Linked DNA regions of Homo sapiens: region 1 is linked to region 2. Evidence: read pairs that join two places in POLR2A ChIA-PET (ENCODE). Cell type or tissue: CD4-positive, alpha-beta T cell. All regions are shown on one strand. Links, peaks and the distances in the headings refer to the core of each region. The heading gives the core; the rest is flanking DNA.

What was found. Peaks named below come from ENCODE experiments on the same cell type or tissue, not always from the same donor. Only the 100,000 strongest peaks of a DNase experiment are listed, where the experiment ranks them.
Region 1: POLR2A ChIA-PET joins it to region 2 with 10 read pairs; 10 of 35 experiments call an interaction of 5 or more read pairs at or near these places.

What each region holds. Positions count from the first base shown.
Region 1 is chr20:36,996,045-37,001,044 of GRCh38, forward strand. RBL1 (RB transcriptional corepressor like 1) reads right to left here. Exons shown (of 22, transcript NM_002895.5): 22 at 305-2,885. The coding sequence ends at 2,715. Among named protein-coding and RNA genes, the nearest start is that of SAMHD1, 47 kb to the left of the region's middle. RefSeq lists an enhancer at 3,926-4,853. In CD4-positive, alpha-beta T cell, for the core only: no CTCF peak of the experiment used is centred there; a DNase peak (open chromatin) is centred at 2,797; H3K27ac peaks cover 767 bases.
Region 2 is chr20:36,921,070-36,934,369 of GRCh38, forward strand. It overlaps SAMHD1 (SAM and HD domain containing deoxynucleoside triphosphate triphosphohydrolase 1), which reads right to left. Exons shown (of 16, transcript NM_015474.4): 5 at 9,691-9,806; 6 at 6,113-6,183. Among named protein-coding and RNA genes, the nearest start is that of SAMHD1, 24 kb to the right of the region's middle. In CD4-positive, alpha-beta T cell, for the core only: no CTCF peak of the experiment used is centred there; a DNase peak (open chromatin) is centred at 9,762; H3K4me3 peaks cover 445 bases; H3K27ac peaks cover 3,142 bases.

The sequences.
Region 1 (5,000 bases), core at 1-5,000, 68 kb after region 2:
AAATTTAAGGTGAAATCTACATAACACAAAATTAACCATTTTTAAATGTCCAATACAGTGGCATTTAGTAAATTCACAATGTTATGCAACTACACCACCTCTATCAAGTTCCAAAATAGTTTCATCACTCCCCCCCCAAAAAACTCTGTATCCATTAAGCAGTTATTTTTCATTTTCCCCCTAGACCCTGGAAACCACAGGAACATTAACTTTTAAGTTATTCTAAGGAATTTTAGAGACATAGATATTAAAACAGACAGATTTCAGATGGCTGTGCAACTGCTTCCAGTCATACAGAAAAGAGTTTTTTTTCAATAATCTCAATTCCAATTTTTATTAGCCATTCTATGTACATTGATACCAAGTCCTGAAAACTGATAAAAACATGTCCAGAATTTCTTTTTTTCCTTTTCTGAGAAAGGGTCTTGCCCTCTCACCTAGGATGGAGTGTAGTGGTGCAATCACAGCTCACTGCAGCCTCAGAATCTCCCAGTCTCAAGTGATCCTCTCATGTCAGTCTCCTGAGTAGCTGGGACTACAGGCACATGCCATCACACCCAACTAATTTTTTTATTTTTTGTAGAGATGAGGGCTATGTTGCCCAGGTTAGTCTTGAACTCCTGGACTGAAGCAATCCTCCTGCCTCAGCCTCCCAAAGTGTTGGGATTATAGGCATGAGCCACAGGACCTGGCCCATGGTTTCTTATACAGTCAATGTACAAATGCTCATTTATATTTTGCACAATAATGAAGATAAAAATAACAATTATAGCAACATACAAATATGTACAAAGATTCCAGACAGACTTTGTTTTTTGGCTTATAACAATGTGTAGATACTACACAAAGAATGAGGATGTAATTTTCATTTACAAGCAAAATGTGACCAAAATCCCTTTTCTTCTTAAAATTGAAAAATGAAATTCTTGAGAATACTAATTAGTGACGGCCAAATCTTAGACTATTTTAAATTAGCCATGGTTAAACATAGGTGAGTTAAACATTGTGCCTTTCCAAAATTAAGGTTTGCAGTTAGAAACATAAACATTTGATAAAACTTCTCAAAATTAATTATGAGTGGCTTATTCATGTCCTTTGGATTCCAGACACACACTAGAAAAAGTAAACGTTAAAGAGGTGATATTTTGGAAAGCATCCCTAGTACTGAAAAGCATCCCTAGCACTGAAAAAAGCATCCCTAGTACTGAAAAGCATCCCTAACACTGAAAAAAGCATCCCTAGTACTGAAAAACATCTTCAGGAGTACTCAGTACTCCCTAGTACATCCCTAGTACTGAAAAAAGCATCCCTAATACTGAAAAGCATCCCTAGTACTAAAAAACATCTTCAGGAGTACCCAGTGGTCAAACACTAGCAGGAAACTCATGATGCACTAACAATACTGAGAACAAAGTGTGGGAAGTAATAAGCAGCTATTTTACTGATGTATTAAATATATTAGAATTATGAGGCATGAGATGATATTTATGTGATTTTTAAAAGGTTTAAAATATTCTTAGGGACTCAATTAGATATTGAGAATGACTGATAACTATGATCTCAAAAACAGTATATCACACATAATCATGGTGTTACCTTACTAATAGGAATTTAGTTTTTAATAACTAACTGAATTTTATTTTACTGGCTTCAGAAGCAGCTGCCTATTTTGAGAACTACATGAGTTAATACGATCATATATAATTAAGTTAATGTCACAGAAACCAAAATGATAATAGTTTACAAAAGAAGAAAGTGCCCCATTTATTGGGTTGTGACATCAGGCTGAGATGGCTTAGGGCTGGAAAGCAAGGATGAGTGTAGCACTGGGGCTCAGGTACAAATCTGTTTATAAAGCTCAAGGAGAGAAAAGGCACGAGAAGGGGTGAGACAACTCTGAATGGCGGTGGTACCTGGATGTGGAATTACCACAGTGGGCCAGAGACAGGATGGTATATAACCCTCTGGCCAGGTACTATGGGAACCAACCCCTTCCTTCAATATTAAATTAAGAATACAAATATCTCAAAGCATGCTATCAAAAGTAGATTATTTATCCTCATATTACAGAACACAGAAGGAGACATTTATTTTTAAAAGAGAGCTAAAAAGTTATGGGGTTTCTCCTTATTTCATCTTGAAAACTCAAGGAGCAAACATTAAAAAAAATTCCCTATTTATATATATATATATATTTTTTGAGATGGAGTTTTACTCTTGTTGCCCAGGCTGGAGTGCAGTGGCGCAACCTTGGCTCACCACAACCTCCGCTTCCTGGGTTCAAGCAATTCTGCCTCAGCCTCCCAAGTAGCTGGGATTACAGGCATGCGCCACCACACCCGGCTAATTTTGTATTTTTAGTAGAGATGGGGTTTCTCCATGTTGGTCAGGCTGGTCTCGAACTCCTGACCTCCGGTGATCTGCCCGCCTTGGCCTCCCAAAGTCCTGGGATTACAGGCGTGAGCCACAGCGCCTGGCCGGACTATTAGTATTTTTAAAAGGCACTTAAAATATTCCTTTCCAATCCAACTCAAAATACATCTCTGTCAACTACATTTTGGATAAATATTTTAAAAAGCACATAATTTTTGTGCAATTTTTTCTTATAACCCAGTGATATTTATCATCTATAGGGCTAAAAGGTTTGAAGGACAGAGCTCCAACTTTCTGCAGAACAATCTGAAAGTGCTTTTATCATAGAAACAAGAACAACATTAATGATTTGCTCTTTCACTGACAACATCCTGTAGTCGTTTCAGTAAAACGTCATCATTTTCTTGACAGACGCGTTTGGCAGGGGATTCTGCATCACTATCGATGGCTATTACTCGCTTCTTGGTTCTCTGCTCACCTTGCCTTATCATGTTGTTGATATCTTTCAAACTCTGTGCAGAAATAGAGAACGTGTGTGAGTAAAAGAGGGAGAGGGGAAATGGCAGCAAACAACCAAGCTAATTGTTTTTTCCTGTGCTCTATCCTCTATCCAAATCTTAACACTGGGATAAGGACTCTTTTTAAAACTTAGAACAACCTAATAAGGGATGGCTTGAACTAATCTTTTCAGGTGGTTTAAAAATTAGATTTAAGGCCAGGTGTGGTGGCCTGTAATACCAGCACTTTGGGAGGCCAAGATGGTTCAATCACTTGAGCCCAGGAGTTTCAGACCAGCCTGGGCAACATGGCAAACCTGGTCTCTACAAAAAATACAAAAATTAGCCAGGTGTGGTGGCTTGTGCCTGTAGTCTCAGCTACTCGGGAGGTTAAGGAGCATCACCTGAGCCTGGGGAGGTTGAAGCTGCAGTGAGCAGTGATCATGCCTGGGAAACAGAGTGAGACCTTGTCTCAAAAACCAAACCAAGAATAGAAAAATAAGCTTCCCGTCTCCCTCCTCTCCCTCTCCCTCCTCTCCCTCCCTCCTCTCCCTCTCCCTCCTCTCCCTCTCCCTCTCCCCACGGTCTCCCTCTCCCTCTCTTTCCACGGTCTCCCCCTGATGCCGAGCCAAAGCTGGACTGTACTGCTGCCATCTCGGCTCACTGCAACCTCCCTGCCTGATTCTCCTGCCTCAGCCTGCCGAGTGCCTGCGATTGCAGGCACGCGCCGCCACGCCTGACTGGTTTTCGTATTTTTTTGGTGGAGATGGGGTTTCGCTGTGTTGGCCGGGCCGGTCTCCAGCTCCTAACCGCGAGTGATCCGCCAGCCTCGGCCTCCCGAGGTGCCGGGATGGCAGACGGAGTCGCGTTTACTCAGTGCTCAATGGTGCCCAGGCTGGAGTGCAGTGGCGTGATCTCGGCTCGCTACAACCTCCACTTCCCAGCTGCCTGCCTTGGCCCCGCAAAGTGCCGAGATTGCAGACTCTGCCCGGCCGCCACCCCGTCTGGGAAGTGAGGAGCGTCTCTGCCTGGCCGCCCATCGTCTGGGATGTGAGGAGCCTCTCTGCCTGGCTGCCCAGTCTGGAAAGTGAGGAGTGTCTCTGCCCGGCCGCCATCCCATCTAGGAAGTGAGGAGCGTCTCTGCCAGGCCGCCCATCTTCTGCAATGTGGGGAGCGCCTCTGCCCTGCTGCCCCGTCTGGGATGTGAGGAGCGTCTCTGCCCGGCCGCCCCGTCTGAGAAGTGAGGAGACCCTCTGCCTGGCAACCGCCCCGTCTGAGAAGTGAGGAGCCCCTCCGCCCAGCAGCCACACCCTCTGAGAAGTGAGGAGCCCCTCCGCCCGGCAGCCACTCCGTCTGGGAAGTGAGGAGCGTCTTCGCCTGGCAGCCACCCCGTCTGGGAGGGAGGTGGGGGTCAGCCCCCCACCCGGCCAGCCGCCCCGTCCAGAAGGGAGGTGGGGGGGTTAGCCCCCCGCCCGGCCAGCCGCCCCATCCAGGAGGGAGGTGGGGGGGTCATCCCTCTGCCCAGCCAGCTGCCCGTCCGGGAGGGAGGTGGGGGGGGTCAGCCCCCCCGCCCGGCCAGCCGCCCCGTCCGGGAGGTGAGGGGCGCCTCTGCCCGGCCGCCCCTACTGGGAAGTGAGGAGCCCCTCTGCCCGGCCAGCCGCCCCGTCCAGGAAGGATGTGGGGGGGTCAGCCCCGGGCCCGGCCAGCCGCCACATCCGGGAGGTGAGGGGCGCCTCTGCCCGGCCGCCCCTACTGGGAAGAGAGGAGCCCCTCTGCCCGGCCAGCCGCCCCGTCCGGGAGGGAGGCGGGGAGGTCAGCCCCCCGCCCGGCCAGCCGCCCCGTCCAGGAGGGAGGCGGGGGGGTCAGCCCCCCGCCCGGCCAGCCGCCCCGTCCGGGAGGTGAGGGGCGCCTCTGCCTGGCCGCCCCTACTGGGACGTGAGGAGCCCCTCTGCCCGGCCAGCCGCCCCGTCCAGGAGGGAGGTGGGGGGGTCAGCCCCCCGCCCGGCCAGCCGCCCCATCCGGGAGGTGAGGGGCGCCTCTGCCCGGCCGCCCCTACTGGGAAGAGAGGAGCCCCTCTGCCTGGCCAGCCGCCCCATCCGGGAGGGAGGTGGGGGGGGTCAGCCCCCCACC
Region 2 (13,300 bases), core at 6,753-11,752:
CAAGACCTTGTCTCCAAAAAACAACAACAACAACAAACAAATTGGCCGGGCACAGTAGCTCACGCCTGTAATCCCAGCACTTTAGGAGGCGGAGGCAGGCAGATCACGAGGTCAGGAGATCAAGATCATACTGGCCAACATGGTGACACCCCATCTCTACTAAAAATATAAAAATTAGCTGGGTGTGGTGGCATGCACCTGTAGTCCCAGCTACTCAGGAGGCTGAAGCAGGAGAAACGCTTGAACTCGGGAGGCGGAGGTTGCAGTGAGCCGAGATCACGCCACTGCACTACAGGCTGGGCGACACAGCGAGACTCTGTCTCAAAAAAAAAAAAAAAAAAAACGAATTGAATCAAGATATACGTAATTACAAAGAGGAAAAATAGTAACTTTATAATGGAGAGATTTGACAGACAATGCCTTAATCAAGTAAGCAGAATTAATATCATTGGTATTGGCTCAACTAGGATTTATGTGCCTCCTGAGATGATACACTATGAAGGATGCATCACTGATTTTTTTGGAGACAGAGTCTAGCTCTGTCACCTCCTGGGCTCCCGGGCTCAAGCAATTCTCCTTCCTCAGCCTCCCAAGTAGGCACGTGCCACCACACCCAGCTAATTTTTTGTGGTTGTTTTTTTTTTTTTTCCCTCTTGTTGCCCAGGCTGGAGTGAAATGGCGTGATCTTGGCTCACTGCAACCTCCGCCTCCCAGGTTCAGGTGATTCTCCTGCCTCAGCCTCCCGAGTAGCTGGGATTACAGGTGCCCACCACCATGCCCAGATAATTTTTATATTTTTAGTAGAGACAGGGTTTCGCCATATTGGCCAGGCTGGTCTCCAACTTCTGACCTCAGGTAATCCACCCACCTTGGCCTCCCAAAGTGCTGGGATTACAGATGTGAGCCACTGCGTCCGATCTGGACACATCACTTTTGTGGCATTCTACCAAAAATGCATAGCTTGAATCCATGAGGAAACATCACACTGAAACTCAAATTGAGGAACATTCCACAAAATAGCTCAGTTGCTCTTTAAAAAAATGACAAAGTCACTAACGATAAAGACTGAAGAATTGCTCCAGATCAAAAGAAACTAGAAAAATGGCAACTAAATGCAATGTGTAATTCTGGACCAGGGAAAAAAAGTTTTTTTCCCCTTTTTCTATATGGACAATTGGTAAAATTTGAAAGTCTGAATTAGATAAGAGTACTGCATCAACATTAATTTACTGATTTTGATAATTATACTATGGTTATATAAGAAAATGTTGTTTTTAGGAAATACCCACTGAAGTATTTAGAAATAAAGTATTTCAACAATTTACATTCTTTGAGAGACAGGGCTCTTGCTCTATCACCCAGGCTGGAGCTCAGTGGCATATTCATAGCTCAGTGTATCCCTGAACTCCTGGATTCAAGTAATCCTCCCGTTCTCAGTAGCTAGGACCACAGGTGTGCACCACAATGACCAGCTGATGTTTTCATAATTTTGTAGAGACAGTTTCACTATGTTGCCCAGGCTGGTGTTGAACTCCTGGGCTCAAAGCTATCCTCCTGCCTTAGCCTCCCAAACTGTTGGGATTACAGGTGTAAGCCACTGTGTCCAGTCTAAAAACTAACTTTCTTTTTTTGAGACAAGTTCTCACTCTGTTACCTACGTTGGAGTGCAGTAGCACGATCACAGCTCATTGCAGCCTCGACCTCCCAGGCTCAAGCAATCCTGCCACCCCACCATGCCTGGCTAATTTTTAAATTTTTTTGTAGAGACGGGGTTTCACCATGTTGTCCAGGCTGGTCTTGAACTCCTGGGCTCAAGCGATCTGCCCACCTTGGCCTCCCAAAATGTTGATATTACAACCATGAGCCACTGTGCCTGGTCAAAACTTACTTTCTAATGATTCAGAAAAAAAATATCTATATATAAAGAGAGAGTATTTTATTTATTTTTTGACACAGTGTCTCACTCTGTCACCCAGGCTGGAGTGCAGTGGCGTGATTTCAGCTCACTGCAAGCTCCGCCTCCTGGGTTCACGCCATTCTCCTGCCTCAGCCTCCTGAGTAGCTGGGACTACAGGTGCCTGCCACCACACCCAGCCAATTTTTTTGTATTTTTAGTAGAGACGGGATTTCACCGTTAGCCAGGATGGTCTCAATCTTCTGACCTTGTGATCCGCCCACCTTGGCCTCCCAAAGTGCTCAGATTACAGGCGCGAGCCACCACGCCTGGCCAAGAGAGAGTATTTTAAAAAATAAAAATGAGGTGGATCACTTGACCCTGGGAGGCAGAGGTTGCAGTGAGCTTAGATGACATCACTGAGCTCCTGCCCGGGTGACAGGGCAAGACCCTCTCTCAAAAACAATAAAATAAAAATAAATAAATAAATAAATAAAGTAAGGGATTTTCAAAATAGTAGTTTTAAATATATCAATGCCAACTGTGAATATACTAGCAAACAGAAAAAATTAAGTTTCATAAAGCTAGCACAGACCATAATAACAACTAAAATTATAAGGAACTTAGGAGTAAGTATAACAAAGATGTATGACTTTCATGGCAAGCCTAGGCAACATAGTAAGACTCCATCTCTACAAATAAATACCCAGGTGTGACGGTGCAGGCCTGTGGCCCCAGCTACTTGGGAGGCTGAGATGGAAGGATCGCTTGAGTCTGGAGGTCAAGACCAGCCTGGGCAACATAGTAAGACTCTGTTCTCCACAGAAAGGAAAAAATAAAAACATAAATCTTATTATAAAGTATGTCAACCTAAAAGGAAGGAGCTGAGAAATATTTAATATAGAGAGTTTATTTGGGCCAAGGTTGAGGACACATTTACAAATTGCCTTGGGGAATGCTTGGGGAGAACAAAAGAGGCTCAAGTTTTTAAACAAAAAAGGACTGGCCAGGTGTGGTGGCTTAGGCCTGTAATCTCAGCACTTTAGGAGGCCAAGCGGGGCAGATAGCTTGAGCTCGGGAGTTGAGACCAGTCTGGGTAACAAAGTGAGGCCCACTCCCTCTACAAAAAATATAAAAAATTAGCTGGGCATGGTAGTGTGTGCCTGTAGTCCCAGCTACTCTGGAGGATGAAGTGGGAGAATTGCTTGAGCCTTGGAAGTCGAGGTTGCAGTAAGCCATGTTTGCACCACTGCACTCCACCCTGGGTGACAAAGCAAGATCCTGTTGAGGGGAGGGGAGGGGAAAGGAGGGAAGGGGGAAGGGGAAAGAAAAGGAAGGGAAAGAAGGGAAGGAAGGGAAAGAAAGGAAGGAAAGGAAGGAAGGAAGGGAAAAAGAGAAAGAATGAGAAAGAAAGAAAGTGAGAAAGAGAAAAAGAGAGACAGAGACAGAAGGGAGAGAAAAGAAAAAAAAAGAAAAGAGCATAAATCAGGAGGAGGAGGTGATCACAAAGAGGAGGTGATAACAAAAGTTGTTAGTCAGGAATGTTCACTGGCTTACAGAAATAACATTAGTTAGTGATTGGCTACATATTATGAAGTACAGGATATATGGCATTTTATGGTTACCTGGCATCCCACATAACAGCTGGCTTCAAGAGATAATAATTATTTAGCTCAAGGGGGCGTGACATGATTGCTGTTCTATTTCAATGCCTCTCTGGGCCTGATAATGTAAAGGGGCTCATATTTCTCAGATAAAAATTTCTTTTCTTCTTTTTTTTTCTTCCCCAAGTAACAAGTGTGGAAACAGAACAGAATGCAGAATGATTCATCATATATGGGAAGTTAATAAATGTTGGGGTTGGTATTACAGTCAGTGGGGATAGGATGAACTATTAAAAAATTAGATTTCTCGGCCGGGCACGGTGGCTCACGTCTGTAATCCCAGCGCTTTGGGAGGCCGATGTGGGTGGATCATGAGATCAGGAGTTCGAGACCAGCCTAACCAACATGGTGAAAGCCATCTCTACTAAAAATACAAAAGTCAGCCAGGTGTGGTAGCACATGCCTGTAATCCCAGCTATTCAGGAGGCTGAGGCAGGAGACTCGCTTGAACCCAGGAGGTGGAGGTTGCAGTGAGCCAAGATCGCACCACTGCACTCCAGCCTGGGCAACAGAGTGAGACTCCATCTCAAAAAAAAAAAAAAAGAAAAAAAAAGATTTCTCCCATATACTTACACAAAAATAAATTGTACACGAGCTAAGGATTTAAATGTGAAAGGCAAAATGCTTAAAGGAATAGATTTGGTAATGATTGAGAAGATCCTATTAGATCAACTGCAGAAGAAAACAACTATAAGCTCTGGACAACTCCCTGAAGGTCCTGGAGAGAGACCAAAACCAAGTGGATGTTAGACCTCAATACTTAGAAGGGAGAGGTGCTGGGTGACATTCCGGTTTTATGGTTTTTTGCCTAAGGGCAGGCCCCAGGACAGAAAAACTGGTGAGAAACTACCCATTTTACTGGCTTGCAGAACCAGAGTACTTCATCAAAATTGAAAACGTCTGTTTTTCAAAAGGCACCATGAAAAAATGAATTGGCCAAGCCAGACACTGGGGAAAAATATTCACAATACATATACCTAACCATATATATACATAAAGAATTCCTACAACTCAGTAATCAAAGAGCAAGCAATCAAACTTTTTAAACGAGTAAAATGTTGAGAGTTCTTTGCAGAAGAAGATATATCAATAACAAAGTACAAAGTACAGGAAATAGTATTCAACATACATTAGAAAATCAAACCATGAAATACCATTTGACACTCATTAGAAGGGCTAATTTGAAAGGTCAAATGTTGATGAGGCTGTAAAACAACTGGAACTCCAGTATGTTGCTGATGGGAGTGTAAAATGGTACAACCGCATTGGAAAACTCTGGTAGTTTCTTATAGAATTAAATACATATCTACCATATGACCCAGCAATTCTAGCTCCTCGGTATTTACCTAAGTGAAATGAAAATGTATTTCTTTATTTTATCTATTTTTATTTTTATAAAATAATGTATTTCTGCTGAATGTATTTCTTGTTTTAAAAATGTAATTAACTTTCCACACTACAACAACATAGAAAATGTATTTCTACCAAAATCTTGTACGATAATATGCACGACAACCTTATTTATAACAACCAAAACCTGAAAACAATCCAAATTCCAACAAAACAAGAAAGGGTAAACAAATTGTGACTTATTTGCATAATGCCACACTACGTAGGCGATAAAAAAAAGGATCAACTACTGAGGCACATAACATGAACAAATCTCAAAACCATTATGTTGAGTAAATAAAGCAAGGCATAAAATAGGACCTCCTATATGATTCTGCTTAATCAAGTCTAAGAACAACAAAATTCATTTATGTTTGTAAAAATCAGAAGGTGATGGTGGGGTGAGGGGGAGTGAGAATTGACTAGGAAAAAGCACATGGGAATTTTTCAGGAAGATGAAAATGTTCTATATCCTGACTGGGTAATAGTCATATGGATGTATACGCCTGTCAAAACTCACTGAACTTAAGATCTGGACAACTTATTGTATGTGAACTATACCTCAAAAAAAGAGAGAGAGAAAAAAAAAGTGGTTGACATGTAAGAAGTTTTCAATATATATTAATATCCTTTTTCTATTCCCGTTCCAGAAATACAGTGTAGTAAAAACCAACCTAATTTTACTTCTCAAAAATTGATTCCAAAATATGGGACAGCCACCTGCAAATGCCTAATTTTAAAATGATTCATTTAATATATATGACTTGGCTGGTAAGTTAGTTCGTGGTCATACCAAATGTGTCAAAACTGGAGTTGGCCTTTTATTATACAGTAGTACAATGGAGCAGAAGGAGTATTAAACTGGCAACTGGTTTTGTATTGCTGATTCCAGTATTTAACGGCTTTGTGATTTTTGATGCATCAATACACATCCAAGAGTTTCAAGTTCCTTTATTTGTAAAAAGGGAGATAACGATAACTTCCTTACAGACTACTGTGAGAACCAAACAAAAGCATATATATATATATGTGAATGAAAGCACCCTGGACACTGTAATGGGGAAGTATTTTATAACACAGTAGTGGAACCAAACAGATAAATTAACTAAATAACCTGCTTAAATAGTCTTTCTTTTTATTGACTATTGACTGTATGAATACATACCGTCCATTTCACCTCCGGGCGAGCAAGTGGAATAAATCGTCCATCAAACATGTGAGAAAATGGCCCATGACCTTAAAAACAAAAGCAGCCTTAGAACAAGAAAAACATCTGTAAACCAACAAAAACTTTTTCCTTTTTTTTTTTTTTTTTTTTGAGACGGAGTTTCGCTCTTGTTGCCCAGGCTGGAGTGTAGTGGTACAATCTTGGCTCAACACAATCTCCGCCCCCTGGGTTCAAGCGATTCTCCTGCCTCAGGCTACCGAGTAGCTGGGATTACAGGCGTGTGCAACCACATCCAGCTAATTTTGTATTTTTAGTAGAGATGGAGTTTCTCTACGTTGGTCAGGCTGGTCTCGAACTCCCGACCTCAGGTGATCCGCCCGTCTCAGCCTCCCAAAGTGCTGGGATTACAGGCGTGAGCCACCACACTCAGCCAAACTGAATTCTTTAATCTTTTTAGTTTAACTTGAATAGCAAAAGAAATTAATAATCTAAAAATACAATCACAAAAAGGGACAAACCCTTTCTTCCTATTTCTAAAACAGGAGAACAGGAAGCAGAAACATGGAAAAGTAAGCTCTCCATCGAGCAGTCTCCAGTCACCAGGTTTTACATAAATCTGATAAAAGGGCAGTTTTTGTTGTTTTTTGAAGAGACAGAGTCTTGCTATGTTGTTCAGGCTGGAGTGCAGTGGCTATTCACAAGCATGATCATTATGCACTGCAGCCTTGGACTCCTGACCTCAAGTCATCCTCCTGCCTCAGCCACCTGAATAGCTGGGACTACAAGCATGCACCACCACACAGGGCTTGATAAATGGACAATTCTGTGTAACTAAAAAGAATGTTAATGCCAAAAACTTTTTGAAATCTTCAGATTGAAAATATCTGGATTAAAATAGCAGTTTCAAGAAAATCCACTAGGGCCAGGTGTGGTGGCTCATGCCTGTAATCCCAGCACTTTGGGAGGCTGAGGTGGGTGGATCACTTTGAGTCAGGAGTTCGAGACCAGCCCGGCCAACATGGTAAAAACCCTGTCTCTACTAAAAATACAAAAAATTAGCCGGGCTTGGTGGCGGGCACCTGTAGTCCCAGCTACTCGGGAGGCTGAGACAGGAGAATGGCGTGAACCTGGGAAGCGGAGCTTGCAGTGAGCCAAGATCACACCACTACACCCCAGCCTGGGTGACAGAGCAAGACTCCATCTCAAAAGAAAAAAAAAGGGGCTGGGCGCGGTGGCTCATGCCTGTAATCCCAGCACTTTGGGAGGCCGAGGCGGGTAGATCACGAGGTCAGGAGTTCAAGACAAGCCTGGCTAAGATGGTGAAACCCTGTTTCTACTAAAAATACAAAAATTAGGCGGGTGTGGTGGCAGGCGCCTGTAATACTACCTACTCAGGAGGCTGAGGCAGGAGAATCGCTTGAACCCGGGAGGCGGAGGTTGCAGTGAGCCGAGATTGCGCCACTGCACTCCAGCCTGGGCAACAGAGCGAGATTCTGTCTCGGGAAAAAAAAAAAAGAAAATCCACTGGGGTGCAGGAAGAAAAAATTAGAATTTCTCTTATAACTCTCAAGCTTAAAAAAATCTATCTTTGGCCGGGTGTGGTGGCTCATGCCTGTAATCTCAGCACTTTGGGAGGCTGAGGCGGGTGGATCACCTGAGGTCAGGAGTTTGAGACCAGCCTGACCAATATGGTGAAACCTCATCTCTACTAAAACTATAATAATTAGCTGGGCATGGTGGCATGTGCCTGTAGTCCCAGCTACTTGGGAGGCTGAGGCAGGAGAATGGCTTGAACCTGGGAGGTGGAGGTTGTGGTGAGCCAAGATCGTACCATTGCACTCCAGCCTGGGCAACAGAGCGAGACTCCATCTGAAAAAAAAAAAAAAAGAAGTGAGCCACTTAACTGGAGAGGGAAGTCTACCTAGACTAGCCTTGGCCCTGCTTTGCAAGTCACAGGCTACACATAAAGGCTCGCTAATGCAGTGCTCAGGCTCCTGGGGACTGGCAAAGGTTTCCCAATGATTCTCCCTCAAAATACCAAGAATCCATCAAATTTATCATCTAGGGGCTGGTATTGGTTCTTTGTAAGTCTCCGGGGGACATAAAAAGAGTGCCTACTTGCTTTAAGTATCTGGCTATCCAAACAGTGGCATGCACCTCCCTTCCCCTGCCCTGAGGGTACACACAAACTCTCAGAGTCCCTGAATAAGTAGGAATAAACTATAAGGATAGAGGTAAAAACCCCCATGATTTAAAAGGAACAGTCCCGGCCCAACGTGGTGACTTATGCCTGTATTCCCAACACTTTGGGAGGCCAAGGGAGGTGAATCACTTGAGGTCAGGAGTTCGAGACCAGTTTCAACAACATGATGAAACTGCATCTCTACTAAAAATAGAAAAAAATTAGCCAGGCGCTACTCGGGAGGCTGAGGCAGAAGAATCACTTGAACCCAGGAGGCGGAGGTTGCAGTGAGCCAAGATAGTGCCAACTGCACTCCAATCTGTGTGACAGAGCAAGACTCCATCTCAAAAATAAAAAAATAAATGGGACAGTCCCCTTTCTCTTTGTCACAGGAAAAGGATTATATTCTTTTGCTTGGATTAAAGTGGCCTAAGACCTCACATGGATCAGAAAAGACAAGGAGTTCTCTAAATGTGTTAATCCACTTGGGCAGATTAGAGATTATAAATATGAAAAAAAATGGATTTCACCAAATAACCGAAGGAAAAATGGTGATTTTATTTGATAAGAAGGACAAGGCCAGGCGCGGTGGCTTACACCTGTAATCCCAGCTCTCAGGGAGGAGAGGCGGGAGGATAGCTTGAGCCTAGGAGTTCGAGACCTGCCTGGGCAATATAGCGAGATCCTGTTCTCCACAAAAAGGAAGAAAAAAAAAGACCAAAAAAAAAAAAAAAAATAAGCATAAGAAGGATAAAAGAAAAATAAAATTCACATATCATCCTAAAAGCAGTAGTAAGAAAAACTCACTAGCAAAAAGCCCTTTCATATAACCTGTAGTAAACATGATGGCCGGGCACGGTGGCTCATGCCTGTAATCCCAGCACTTTGGGAGGCTGAGGCTGGTGGATCACCTGAGGTCAGGAGTTCGAGACCAGCCTGGCCAACATGGTGAAACCCCGTCTCTGCTAAAAATACAAAAATTAGCTGGATATGGTGGTGCATGCCTGTAATCCCAGCTACTCGGGAGGCTGAGGCACGAGAATTGCTTGAAACCAGGAAGCGGAGGTTGCAGTGAACCGATAATGAGCCACTCACTCCAGCGTGGGCAACAGAGCAAAACTCTGTCTCAAAAAAAAAACAACAACAAAAAAACCACTTTAGCAAAGATGTTTAACATGAGAAATTCACTGAAAGTTGCCAAGAAAATAAAATAGCAATGTTTTCTACTTATGAATCATTCTAGGAAGAAGCAACAGTACATTTATACTAACATCAACTGAAGAATTAAAATACAATTTCCATATTCTCTTGGTTGATCTGATTTTTTAACGTCAAAGAGAGGTAACATATGTTATGATTTTACATAACAACTTTGTCTCTTTGTACAGCTTACCGAGATCATGACAAAGTCCAGCAATCTGAACACAGAGAACATCTCGTTCACTTATCTGCAGCTCTGGTTGTTTTTCACCCAGTGCGTGAACTAGACATCCTGCTAGATACCCCACCCTGCAGAGCAAAAACACAAAAAGTCACTTTTCTGTTTGCAAGAGGAGTGATAGTTCTGGTCCTCAAGAACTTCAGTATGTTTCCTTAAACATTCTAACATACCTTTAGGGCAACTTTACTGAACAGTATATTTCAGAACTAGGCAGGAACACACACAAACGGAATCCCAAAAGCAGGACCTCTGGCTCAATATCACCAATCATTAGAGGAATGCACATCAAAACCACAGTGAGATACCACTTCACACCCCTTAGGATAGCTACTATTAAAAAAAGAAAACCAGAAAATAACAAGTGTTGGACATGATGTGAAGAAGTTGGAAGCCTGTGCACTGTTAGTGGGGATGTATTATGGTGTAGCTGCCATGGAAAACAGTATGGGTGCTCCACAAAAATTAAAAACGGAATTACCACAGTGATTTAGCAATTTCACTTCTGGGTATACACCCACAATAACGAAAGTAGGTCTTGAAAAGATTGGCTGGGCTCAGGGGCTCACGCCTGTAATCCCAGCACTTTGGGAGGCTGAGGCGGGCAGATCACTTGAGGTCAGGGGTTCGAGACCAGCCTGGCCAACATGTTGAAGCCCCATCTCTACTAAAAAATACAAAAATTAGCTCAGCATGGTGGCAGGTACCTGTAATCCCAGCTATTTGGGAGGCTGAGGCAGGAGAATTGCTTGAACCCAAGAGGTACAGGTTGCAGTGAGCCGAGATCTTGCCATTGCACTCCAGCCTGGGCAACAGAGCAAGATTCCGTCCCCACCACCCTCCCCCCAAAAAAAGAAAGAGAATATATTTGTACAGACATGTTCATAGCAGCACTACTCAAAATAGCCAAGAGGTAAAAGCAACAGGTATCCATCAACAAATGAATGTATAAACAAAATGTGGTAGATACATATGATAAAATATTATTCAACCTTAAAAAGGAAATAAAAAATAATTTAAAAATAAAAAATAAAAAATAAAAAAGGAAAGAAATACTGACACATGCTACAACATAGATGAACTTTGAGGAAATTATGCTAAGTGAAATAAGCCAGTGACAAAAAGACAAATATTATATGATTTCACTAAGATGAGGTACCTAGAGTAGCCAAATTCATAAACAAAAAAAAGAGGGCCGGGTGCGGTGGCTTATGCCTGTAATCCCAGCACTTTGGGAGGCTGAGGTGGGCAGATCACCTGAGGTCGGGAGTTCAAGAACAGCCTGGCCAATGTGGTGAAACTCCATCTCTACTAAAAATACAAAATTAGCTGGGCGTGGTGGCAGGTGCCAGCTACTTGGAAGGCTGTAATCCCAGCTACTTGGAAGGCTGAGGCAGCTACTTGGAAGGCTGCTTGGAAGGCTGTAATCCCAGCTACTTGGAAGGCTGAGGCAGGAGAATCACTTGAACCGAGGAGGCGGAGGTTGTGGTGAGCCGAGATTGCGCCATTGCACTCCAGCCTGGGCAACAAGAGCGAAACTCCGTCTCCAAAAAAAAAAAAAAAAAAAAAGTAGAATGGTAGTTACTAGGGGGTTGCGGGGGGTTGCGGGGGGAGACATGAAGAGTTGTTTAATACGTATACAGTTTCGTGTTTTTTTTTTTTTTTTTTTGAGATGGAGTCTCGCTGTGTTGCCCAGGCTGGAGTGCACTGGCCTGATCTCAGCTCACTGCAACCTCAGGAGTAGCTGGGATTACAGGTACACTCCACCATGCCCGGCTGGTTTTGTATTTTTAGTAGAGACGGGGTTTCGCCATGTTGCCCAGGCTGATCTTGAACTCCTGACCTCAGGTGATCCACTGGCCTCAGCCTCCCAAAGTGCTGGGATTCCAGGTGTGAGCCACTGCACCCGGCAAGTTTGGTTTTGTAAGATGATAAGAGTTTTGGCAAGTTTGGTTTTGTAAGATGATAAGAGTTTTGGCAAGTTTGGTTTTGTAAGATGATAAGAGTTTTGGCAATCGATTGGTTGCACAATGTGAATGCATTTAACCCTACTAAACTGTACACTTAAAAAACACTTAAGACTATGTATTTTCTATTCTGTGTATTTTACCACAGTTTTTTTTTAAAGTAGGAATATCTGGCTTTGTAATGTTTACAACATAATTGGAGATGAAGTACTTAAATGCACTTCCAGCACTTCCATCTGAGCCATTCCTAAATTCTTTTCCCCTGAACTCTGAGCTACATGAGGACAGAGGCGATTGTTATCTTTTTGTGGTTTGGTAGGGCTTAGTAAGGTTCGATAAATATTTGTTGATGAATGAACATTTGAGTATAGACACATGTTGTGCCTAACTAAAAATGCTTCTACACAAACAGAAAACCAAAGTAATATACTGTGAGTACTTCATGAAAATCTCAAAGACTGTCTATTCTTCCCTGTCCACTTCCTCCTGGCTCTACACTGCATAATGGAAATGCAGACCAACGTCTCAGCTTAGTTGTATGTAACAGAGGCATCGCCTTCTCTAAGATTATGAATGCTTTTTTAACTTACGCATTTCCTGACAGGTAAGAAAATGATCTGGTTTGAAAGAGCAACTCTGTACCAGAGTAAATAGAGAATACAGAAAAATTAAATAATCAAATATACATAATTAGTTGTATCAGCAACCGACCCATTAGCTTTTATTTATTTATTTATTTATTTTGAGACTGATTCTCACTCTGTCACCCAGGCTGGAGTGCAATGGTGCTATCTCAGTTCACTGCAACCTTGGCCTCCCGGGTTCAAGCTATTCTCCTGCCTCAGCCTCCCAAGTAGCTGCAGCGTGCGCCACCACGCCTTGCTAATTTTTGTATTTTTACTAGAGACGGGGTTTCACCATGTTGCTCAGGCTGGTCTCGAACTCATGATCTCAAGTGATCCGCCTGCCCCGGCCTCCCAAAGTGCTGAGATTGGCCGGGCACGGTGGCTCATGCCTGTAATCTCAGCATTTTGAGAGGCCGAGGCGGGCGGATCACGAGGTCAAGAAATCAAGACCACCCTGGCCAACGTGGTGAAACCCTGTCTCTACTAAAAAATACAAAAATTAGCCAGGCGTGGTGGTGGGCACCTGTAATCCCAGCTACTTGGGAGACTGAGGCAGGAGAATCACTTGAACCCTGGAGGCAGAGGTTGCAGTGAGCTGAGATCGTGCCATTGCACTCCAGCCTGGGCGACGGAGTGAGACTCCATCTCAAAAAAAAAAAAAGTGCTGGGATTACAGGTGTGAGCCACCACACCCAGCCCCTGTTAGCTTTTAATTAATATTTAAAAACAAATCCAACTGACCTGTCTATAGATACTTTCATTATTTTTCCAGGAAAGATCTGAGGTGGTTAAGAATACATAAAATAAATAAATTGCAACAAGGTAAATAAAAAGCCTCAATTTTGGGGCTGGGCACAGTGGCTCATACCTGTAATCCCAGTACTTTGGGAGGCCGAGGCAGGTGGCTCACAAGGTCAGGAGATCAAGACCAGCCTGGCCAAGATGGTGAAACCCCGTCTCTACTAAAATTAC